Linked DNA regions of Mus musculus: region 2 is linked to region 1. A link is a contact called in ENCODE Hi-C data. All regions are on one chromosome and are shown on one strand. The core of a region is the stretch at or near the end of the contact, and the rest is flanking DNA. Distances in the headings are between cores, read along the strand shown.

Evidence for each region. A loop is a pair of places that touch in the nucleus more often than their neighbours do.
Region 2: a loop to region 1 is called in a map of heart, with 3 times the contacts of the local background. The contact joins two enhancer-like sites. A Hi-C loop is called at or near these places in 5 of 37 maps with a recorded cell type or tissue (adrenal gland, heart and left cerebral cortex).

Annotation. Positions count from the first base shown.
Region 1 is chr1:41,808,927-41,813,262 of GRCm38, reverse strand. The region is part of intron 1 of Gm29260 (a long non-coding RNA gene); the gene reads right to left. Among named protein-coding and RNA genes, the nearest start is that of Gm29260, 68 kb to the right of the region's middle. Within about 2 kb of position 1,955, at least 1 of the 3 ENCODE cell types and tissues checked has a DNase peak (open chromatin) inside an H3K27ac peak, as active enhancers do; it is left cerebral cortex, where a contact is called at or near this core.
Region 2 is chr1:42,228,159-42,232,519 of GRCm38, reverse strand. No RefSeq gene overlaps it. Among named protein-coding and RNA genes, the nearest start is that of Gm28175, 28 kb to the left of the region's middle. Within about 2 kb of position 2,551, at least 1 of the 3 ENCODE cell types and tissues checked has a DNase peak (open chromatin) inside an H3K27ac peak, as active enhancers do; it is left cerebral cortex, where a contact is called at or near this core.

The sequences.
Region 1 (4,336 bases), core at 706-3,205:
AAATCTATCAATCAATCAATAAATAAATAAAAGAAAGAGAGAGAGGAAGGAAGGAAGGAAGGAAGGAAGGAAGGAAGGAAGGAAGGAAGGAAGGAAGGAAGGACAGGGATTTAACTATCCTCCCTCTTGGGAAATATGCCTTACTAAAAAAAAAATTCCAACTGCATAAAACAACACAAAAACCGATATAAATAATTACAGCAACAATATGCTTTGCCAGAAAAATTAAAAGCGCTGTATTTTTAGAATTAAGAGAGCATTAAAACAATAGTTTCAAAACTCAGCCTAAGAGCACAAAGTGAACACCCACACACCCACCCACACACACATACTCACACACACACACACTCACACACACACACTCACACACACACACTCACACACACACACTCACACACACACACTCTCTCTCACACACACACACACACACACTCACACACACACACACACACACACACACACAGCAGTAGCCAAGGACAAGACCTCGCCGTCTCACACTGAATGATTGCCTTCACCTGCTTTTATGTCCCGTCACTTATTTTATGAAGGCTTAACTAGAAGACCTCTCCCTATTCAAGAAGAAAGAATATTTTTCTACCAAGGATCTTACAAGCTCAAAGGCCATTTAACTTAGCTTAGCCATCTGGTTTATTTTGCATTAAAGGAACTTCTCATTTAATTTACCAGTCTATAATAGGTAACTTTTTCAATATGGAGCTAAAGGTCACTATTATATGTAAGGAAAATTAAGCCGACGTTCTCAGTTGCCTTACAGTTCTCTTAGTTCAACTATGCCAATAAATGAACATGTACAACAAGCCGAAGGGCTTTTTATTACAAATTTAATTCATTTCTCTAGACAACTGTGAAATTTGCCATTGACATCAGTCATTACCCCAAGGCGAACTAAAAGATGATCTCAGTTAATAAATGGTCCTTAACAAGGAACGCTCCCATCTCCTGTGATATTGGCACAGGCACATTTTATTAATGCAGGGCTTGCTTCCTGCCAGAACACCAGCATTCACGACTATTTGGTGTGCATGTTTCCTCTTCCTGCTCCTGATATTAATAATTATACAACAGGATAATTAGCAACACAAAGAGACAGTACTATGAGCTTGAAGCTAGATTTTCAGCGCGTTAACCTTCTGGGAAATAAAGAACAGAAGCATAGAGTCGAGCCAAATAACCAATGCAGGTTGATTTCACAGTGTGTAAAAGGCTAATTATCTGTGAAAAGTCTGACCTCAAGTAACAGAATTACAGAAATGTTCATGCATTTTTATTTTAAATAAAACTCAAAGACATTACTTCAGCATCCTAAGGAAATCTGCATAGTCAAGGCACGAGGGAAGACATTTGAAACTTAAACAAAAATAAACTCTGTAGGGTGTGATAGTGTCTGGACATAAATGTTACTGATAGATCCAGGCACCTGAGATTACAGGAAAAAAAAACCAAACAAAAAAAAAAAAAAAAAAAAAAAACCTCATGCATCTTTTCCTACTCTCAGCACACAGCCATCATGATGGGGGGTGGGAACCTCAGTATGCGACAGAAGTAGGTTAAGTGTATTTTGTTTACTGAAGACAGGCTACCATAAAAAAGAGAAAATATTACTACTTCTTTACAGGTACCATATGTAATTCATTCTGATATAGGAATATTTATCCACTAGCAGTAATAACAAACTACAATTTTTGTCATGAAAAAAATAAATTGTATTTGCAAAAAGCAAACACATTACAGACTGTGTAAAAACGCAACATTCCCATTTTCTAGTCAGAGTTCCAATTTATTGAAGTAACAGAGCAGAAAATGCACTGACAGCTGTTACATTTTATTGCGAATTAGTATATAGGTTTTATATCCAGTGAGCAAACGCATGATACATTGTATTCCAGTAATTGCCAGTGGCTTTCAAAATGGAAACAGGATGATCTCAGTGCAATTATGCTCAGGAGAGCACACAGAACAGTCCCCAGCTCCACACTGCAATACTTTAACAATACTAACATTAAGTATATTTATTTCCTTTTAGTTTCCCCAAAATTAAAGATCAAAGAGGTCAAGCTGGATTCAAAAGCATCAGAGGTATTTTTCAACTGCTATATGTGACCCCCCTCATCCCACAGTACAATTTTTTTGATTTAAGTCCATGTAGTAGGATATTGTAGTTCAGGATTCCAGGAAGGTCAAACACCTCCTCCCTCCTCCCATCTCCTCTCTCTGGGTATATTGTATCATTATTTTACTTCTGGGATGTTTCCTCTGTTTCTCTCTTGGCCCCAGAATGTAAGGGGTTAAGAGACGTGAACAGGGTTAAGTTTTGGCATGCTTTAGGAAATGAGCTGTATGCCCCTGGACTCCTCTTTACTCAAAACAGACAGATCGTTTTAGACTCCTTTCCTGTTCTCCCCCAGTAGCTGTTCTTTCTCGCACATGACCATTAGCTACAGTCCTGGGGAAAGAGCCATTTGTTTTCATAAGTGTTAACTCGGATTTCATGGCTCGCCTTACTAATTCTTAGGACTACAGAATTACAGGTACATGCGCTGCAACCTTCTAACCACTCTTCCAGTCAGTTCTCATTTATATGAAGCAAAATTTTGCATATCCTAAGAAGTCTATTTTCCCCTGTTTTTGCAAACCTTTATAACCCACTTCAATTGCTTGGCACCTCCTCCTCTGACGCCTTCCCCACCATCCATCTCTGCTGGAGCCTTCAATAAATCCGGCTGTCTCCTCCCCTCTAGTGGTTGCCAGCCAGCCTTGCAACAGAGAAGCTGGGACTGCAGAGCTCATACATAGAGGGACACTTGTGCTCTTTTTTTTTTTTTTTTTTTTTTTTTTTTTTTTTTTGATTGAGAGAAAAGTGGGGTGGGGTGTGGGGTGGGGATAAACCCAGCAGTCTATCACCGCAGAAATAAAATTTAGCAAGCATTTAAAAGGATATTCTAGCAATGTCTACGGCTTCATCAACACCAACCTGCTGACATAGATTCGCGATCCCAGTCTGTTATTAGTGATTGAATTAATATCGTGTCACAACTTGTATCTGGTTTAATAAAAGAAACCCACGAATACAAGAAAATTGTGAAAAGCACTTAATAGGACTTTCCCCAGCCAAGGCTGGAAGGGAAATTCCATGCAGCTAGAACAACAAAGATCAAGGGCCATGCTCCTTACACCTGGCAAGGTTGTCCCAGGGCAGCTCAGGAGTCCCTTCATAGAACTCAAAGCGTGAATGCAGCATGGCCCCTGTAGAAGCCGTCATCAAAAGCAACAATAGCTACAACAGAAAACTAATGATGTTTGTCACCCTCGTGTCAGAACTGGTGGTGTAACAATAAAGAAGCCGGTGGTGCCCTTTGCCACTACAGTAGCCACTTTAAAAAATAAAATAAAACAAAAGTGATAGCTCAGCTTTCCTCGCCTCTCTCAGCTGGTTTTAACCACATAGAAATGCGCAAAGTTATCCACAAGGAAGCGACTCTGCTTAATCTTAATAAGAGATCCAAAATACTGGCCCTTCTTGCTTGCCTGCTAAAGTATTGATATCATGGATTTGTGAGTTTTAGTATTTCTAAATAAAGTATCAATTTTTTTCTCTCTACAGACACAATATACAGATAAAGTTTATTATCCCAGGTAGATTTTCTTTCACTTAATTGAAAATGAAATATTAATATATAGTTCTGCTCAAATTTAATCATGCTAAATTTAGTGAGGTTTCCTCACATGGTGTGAAAAATGACTAATGTAGAGTATATCCTAACTACAACTACTAGGGTCTAGTGACCAACATTCCCTACTGAATTCTTTGGTAAAAATAGGATCCAAAGACACACACGGCCTATTCTTAACAATTGTTAAGTGCGTTCCCCTAATACATGCCCCCCCCCCCCACAGAACAAAACAAAAAAATACCTGTTTTTGTTTAGTGTAATGACTAAGGAAATAAACTTTTCGGGGAGATTAAGTATTGATCTGAAGAAAATAAAGTGATTATTTTTAAACATTTAAGAAAGTTCAAAAAATTAAAGTTGATATTAATATTGAATATCATTACATTTTCAGTAGCATAACAAATGTGTACAGATACAGTGTAGAGGTAAGTCTGAGTTCTCCTTTAGATCCCACTATGGACTCTGTCCAAATGTCTGCAGGCAGCTGGCTAGGGAAAATGAAGTATGCTTATCTCCCGCTTCACTGAAAGGGGTCCTGCAGGGCCTGATAGGATCTCAGCGGAGACTGAAGTGAGCTGCTTCCTTGGAGACTGCATTAGAGCTGAGCGAATGTGTAGAACTGGAGCTTGGGGGAAATAAAATAA
Region 2 (4,361 bases), core at 1,302-3,801, 420 kb before region 1:
ACACAAACCCAACACATAGGGTAGAGACATTTAAATATCTTCTCTAGGGTATAACCAAAATAATTATATGGAAATGTTGGGACTTAATGCTTCTAGACTTAATGTTTTTAAAATTGTGATACATAATATTCTTGGATAAATGTAATCCCCCAAAAAGTATTTTTGCAAACAGTATTTTCTTTTACCTAATTAGTACGAAGGCTGTAATGAGCCAAACAGAGAAACACTGTATATTGTAAATGCCAAAACGTAATGAATACATCGGTATCACATAGCCCACACCAATAAATGTGTTCCTGAAGCAGACAACAGACTGAATGTGTTTATCTTATGGCATGAATGTCCTGCTTTCTGTATGTTCTCAGGGCCCTGCAACAAGTTTCAACCAAGGCTCTGTGAATTATGTCGGGGCTGCGTACAGTGCTCCATACAGAACACCACTTTCCATTTGTTCTCTCTGACACTGTTTATGTCTGGTTGGGCCACAAATCGACATAAATATAGTATAGATCATAGGAATCCTTGGGGAGAGTGTGTTGGGTAGATGGAGGCTGTGTGTCTAAACCTTCTTAGAAGAAGAGGGGACCAGAGCCAAACTCTAGAAGGAAGGGTGCTGAAGAAGAGGAACTTAATTATAGCACACGGATCTCTTGGCTTATACATTTTTAGTGATTGTATTGTTTTAAAGAAAGACTTGAGCCTTTCTTAAGACTGCTCAGACCTAACTGGGTTGGAAGAGTGTACTTTCTGGCTGGCCCTGTCCCCCCAGCTCTCCTTGCCCGTCCCTCTCCTTGTTCCAGGGCTCTGGTGACAGTTGCCATCCGACACTGTCTTCTGCTTGGATGGGCAGTATGCCTAGGTGCTTCTCACGGGTCTTCACCTACACCACTTATTAGCCATCCTCTGGTGCAGCAGACTAAGTGCGCTGTGTTGTCTGTGGTCCCCACAGGGCCTGGGGACAGTGACCTTTGGGCTACGTTCAGGTGTCACAGTCACTGGAGCTTTATAAAGGGATGTTGCTAGGCTAATTTGGCCCTGCCTCTTTCCAACAATGCAATATACACTTGGCAAATTCAACGAGAGAGAGAGAGAGAGAGAGAGAGAGAGAGAGAGAGAGAGAGAGAGAGAGAGAGAGAGAGGCAGAGAGGCTAATTGAACTATTTACCAGCCTGCAGAGCCACCTGGAAAGCAGCCAGTCACGCTCAGTGTCTTAATAGTGCAGACTTTTGAGTCATTCCAGGGTAGAGGCTTCCCGTATTTGTTTGTTTATTTTCATTTGTCTTTTGGTATAGTATGGGAAGATTGGGGGAAGGGCATGAGAACACAGAAAAGAGGGAGGATACAAAAAGGGACTGACTATAGAGCATCTGTAAACCCAGATATGGAAGTGGGAAAAAACACGCTGTAGTGTACGAGGGGCATGAAAATAATTTATAATGGTAAGAAATAGTTACACTGAAAGGGTTGGAACGTCCATAGAACTCTGCTCATCTTTATGAAGTTTCCGTCTTTCCTCCCTTGGAATAGGTCACCTTATACTCTACTGGTGCGTTTCTTTGGCCACTTGTCAAAGCCATGTTGTGATGGAGGCTGGCTCGTCTCGCGCTTTGCCTGCATGGAGGGCGGGCGTCCGGCTGGAGCTGTGCACACACTCCCGCGCGCTCATGATGTCTTGCCTTGGGAACCGCCTTGGACAGAGAGCATTTGTTGATTGGCAAGATGGCTGGGTGCAAAGACTTTGCCAACCCATACCCCTCTTTTCTTTCCAAACTTGGCTCGAAGTTTCCTTTTTCCTGGAAGCTTCTACGTCTGCTCCCTCTCAATTTTCTCCGTTTGGTCCTTTGTGTACACATCTTACACCCGTGCGTCCACACTGCATGTGTTTTATGCTCGGAGTCCTCTTTCCATTTCAGCTTCAGCGACTTGACCAGACTTAAGCCTCTGCCAGGAGGGAGCCGTGTCTTCAGATTCTCCTCTTGCAGTAATATTCAGTGTCCTAAACACTTCTTCTACATTATTTACCAAACGTTTGTGGAGAGTGGTTGTGTGAGACAGAACTTTTCTTTAAAATCTTGCCTAAGCCATAAAAATTGTCCGTGCCTCATTTTATCAATATTAAGAGTAACCACAATGAAGCATTTTTAACTGTTCTATGAAAATTGATGGATAATTAATGGCAGCAATGCAAGATAGTGATTAAGAGGGCTGGCTTTGGAGCCAGGCTGCCTGGTTTGAATCCTGGATCCACTCTGACTAACTGTTCAGTAATTACAATGCTTGATATGTGTCGCTCCGTTTGGGGCATCTGTGGCAGTCTACGACTTTATCACCTGGACGCCATAGGCGATAGATGCTACACTCATTCCCGTTTTGCACACAGGCTAGGCAAAGTACTCACGTGGTGCTTGCTCTCTGTAGTCAACAACGACAAAGCTAAAACCATTCAATGATTTCAAGTTTTTGCTTAACAGCCAGAATTAGAAGAGACGGCTGCGATGTCTGGTTTCTGCAATCTCCCTCCACTTACCCTGCGTCTTCTGCTCCATGGAGCAACGCAAACCTGGCAGCCAGTGGATTCCGCCATGAGCACAGTTTACAGTGAGCGCAGAGATAAACAGAGTGAAGCCTGCCTGGCTTTCTCGCCAACCCTGCTTTCCCTGCGCGCCACATTCCTGTTACAACAACGTCGCAGCCAAGGGCCCATGAAAGGGTTTACCACTGAGATTGGCTGCCCCTCAAACTGTCAGAACCATTGCCAAGTGTTGCTGTCAAATAGTGGCACATCTCTTCCCTCTCAGAATTCTGAGATTCTCTACGGCTTGGGGAAAAAAAAAAAAAAAAAAGAGTCCATTTGTATGTGTGTGTTATTCGTGTTTCTCTCTGTGTGTTCGCAGGCAGTAGAGGTGACTCGTGTTTTGGTCTAATTTATCAGTGCTGATATCAGAGACTAAGCTCGTCTGAACACATACTCAGGAGTCTAGATTGCAGCGTGCAGCTACTGCATTTTGCAAATGCCAACACTGTATTTTCCACAGTTCAGAATTCTTGATGCACCTCTTTTGTAAATACTATACTTTTTTTAAAAAATTTAAATTTAAGGAACATATTTCACATCCATTATTGAAAACAATCATAAGAATATACTTTATTATTCCCAGCCCAATCTATTATTCTTTAAAATGTTTAAGATAACTGAAATTCTTAGGAACTAAAATAATTTAAGATTTTTCACGTACTAATTCTTTATAAACATTTGCTATTGACATTCCAAGACAGCTACAGAGGGACTAGAGAGCTTAAACCAAATGTGACACACACGGCATAAACACAACAATCAACTCTGATTATTTTTTATTTTTAACAAGAATATTTTTCTGGAATGATCAATTATACCCTTTGATTATCAAATACATACCATCCCGTTTGACATTGATAAAAGCTGAATGAAAAGCTAGCATACTATTGAAGCATACATAGCATCCCATATACATACATACAAACCCAGCCCTGGGATGACAGGTATGCATAACCATGCATAGCCTTTTGAAGACATGATGACAATGAAGCTGAGAGAAATGACCTCACGTGGCTTTGCCACATGTGGACATTTGTGTGTGTGTGTGTGTGTGTGTGTGTGTGTGTGTGTGTGTTTCTATGTCTGTATGTGTGTGTGTGTATTTGTATGCATATAAGTATTCCTTTTTATGGGCTTGTGTGTGTGTGCATATGTGTGTATATGTGTGTATGTGTATTTGTATGTATACAAGTATTCCTTTGTATGTGTGTGTGTGTATATATGCCTTTGTGTGCATGTGTGCATATGTATGTGTCTATGTATGTGTATGTATATTTGTGTGCATACAAGTATTCCTTTGTATGTGCTTATATGTGTATACATGCCTCTGTGTGTGTGTGTGTTCTGTAGTGTGCTTTTGGGGTGGGTGCATTTGTGTTTGTGATCACAAGGACAGAGGCCAGAGGAGGAGATGTGTGCCTTCTTCTATCAGTGAACACTGTATTCCCTTAGAGCAAGGTCACTCACTGATCTTGCTAGGCAGGCTGACCAGCATGTTCCACTATGCATACTTGTAATCCCAGTGGGATAATATGGGATAACACTGGGATAATATGTATGTATATGGGATTGTCTTGTGCCCGTCAGTCAGTCCCCAGCCCTGGGATTACAGGTATGCATAGCCATGCATAGCTTTTTATGTGGGTGTTGGGAACCTGACCTTAAGTCCTCATGCTTCAGTGGTCAGCCTTGTGGTCACTGGGGTGTCTCACTAGCTTCATTTCCTTTGATGATTTTTTCCCCTTGAGGTTTTGATTACAGGACAAACAAGGATCACCAAACCTGA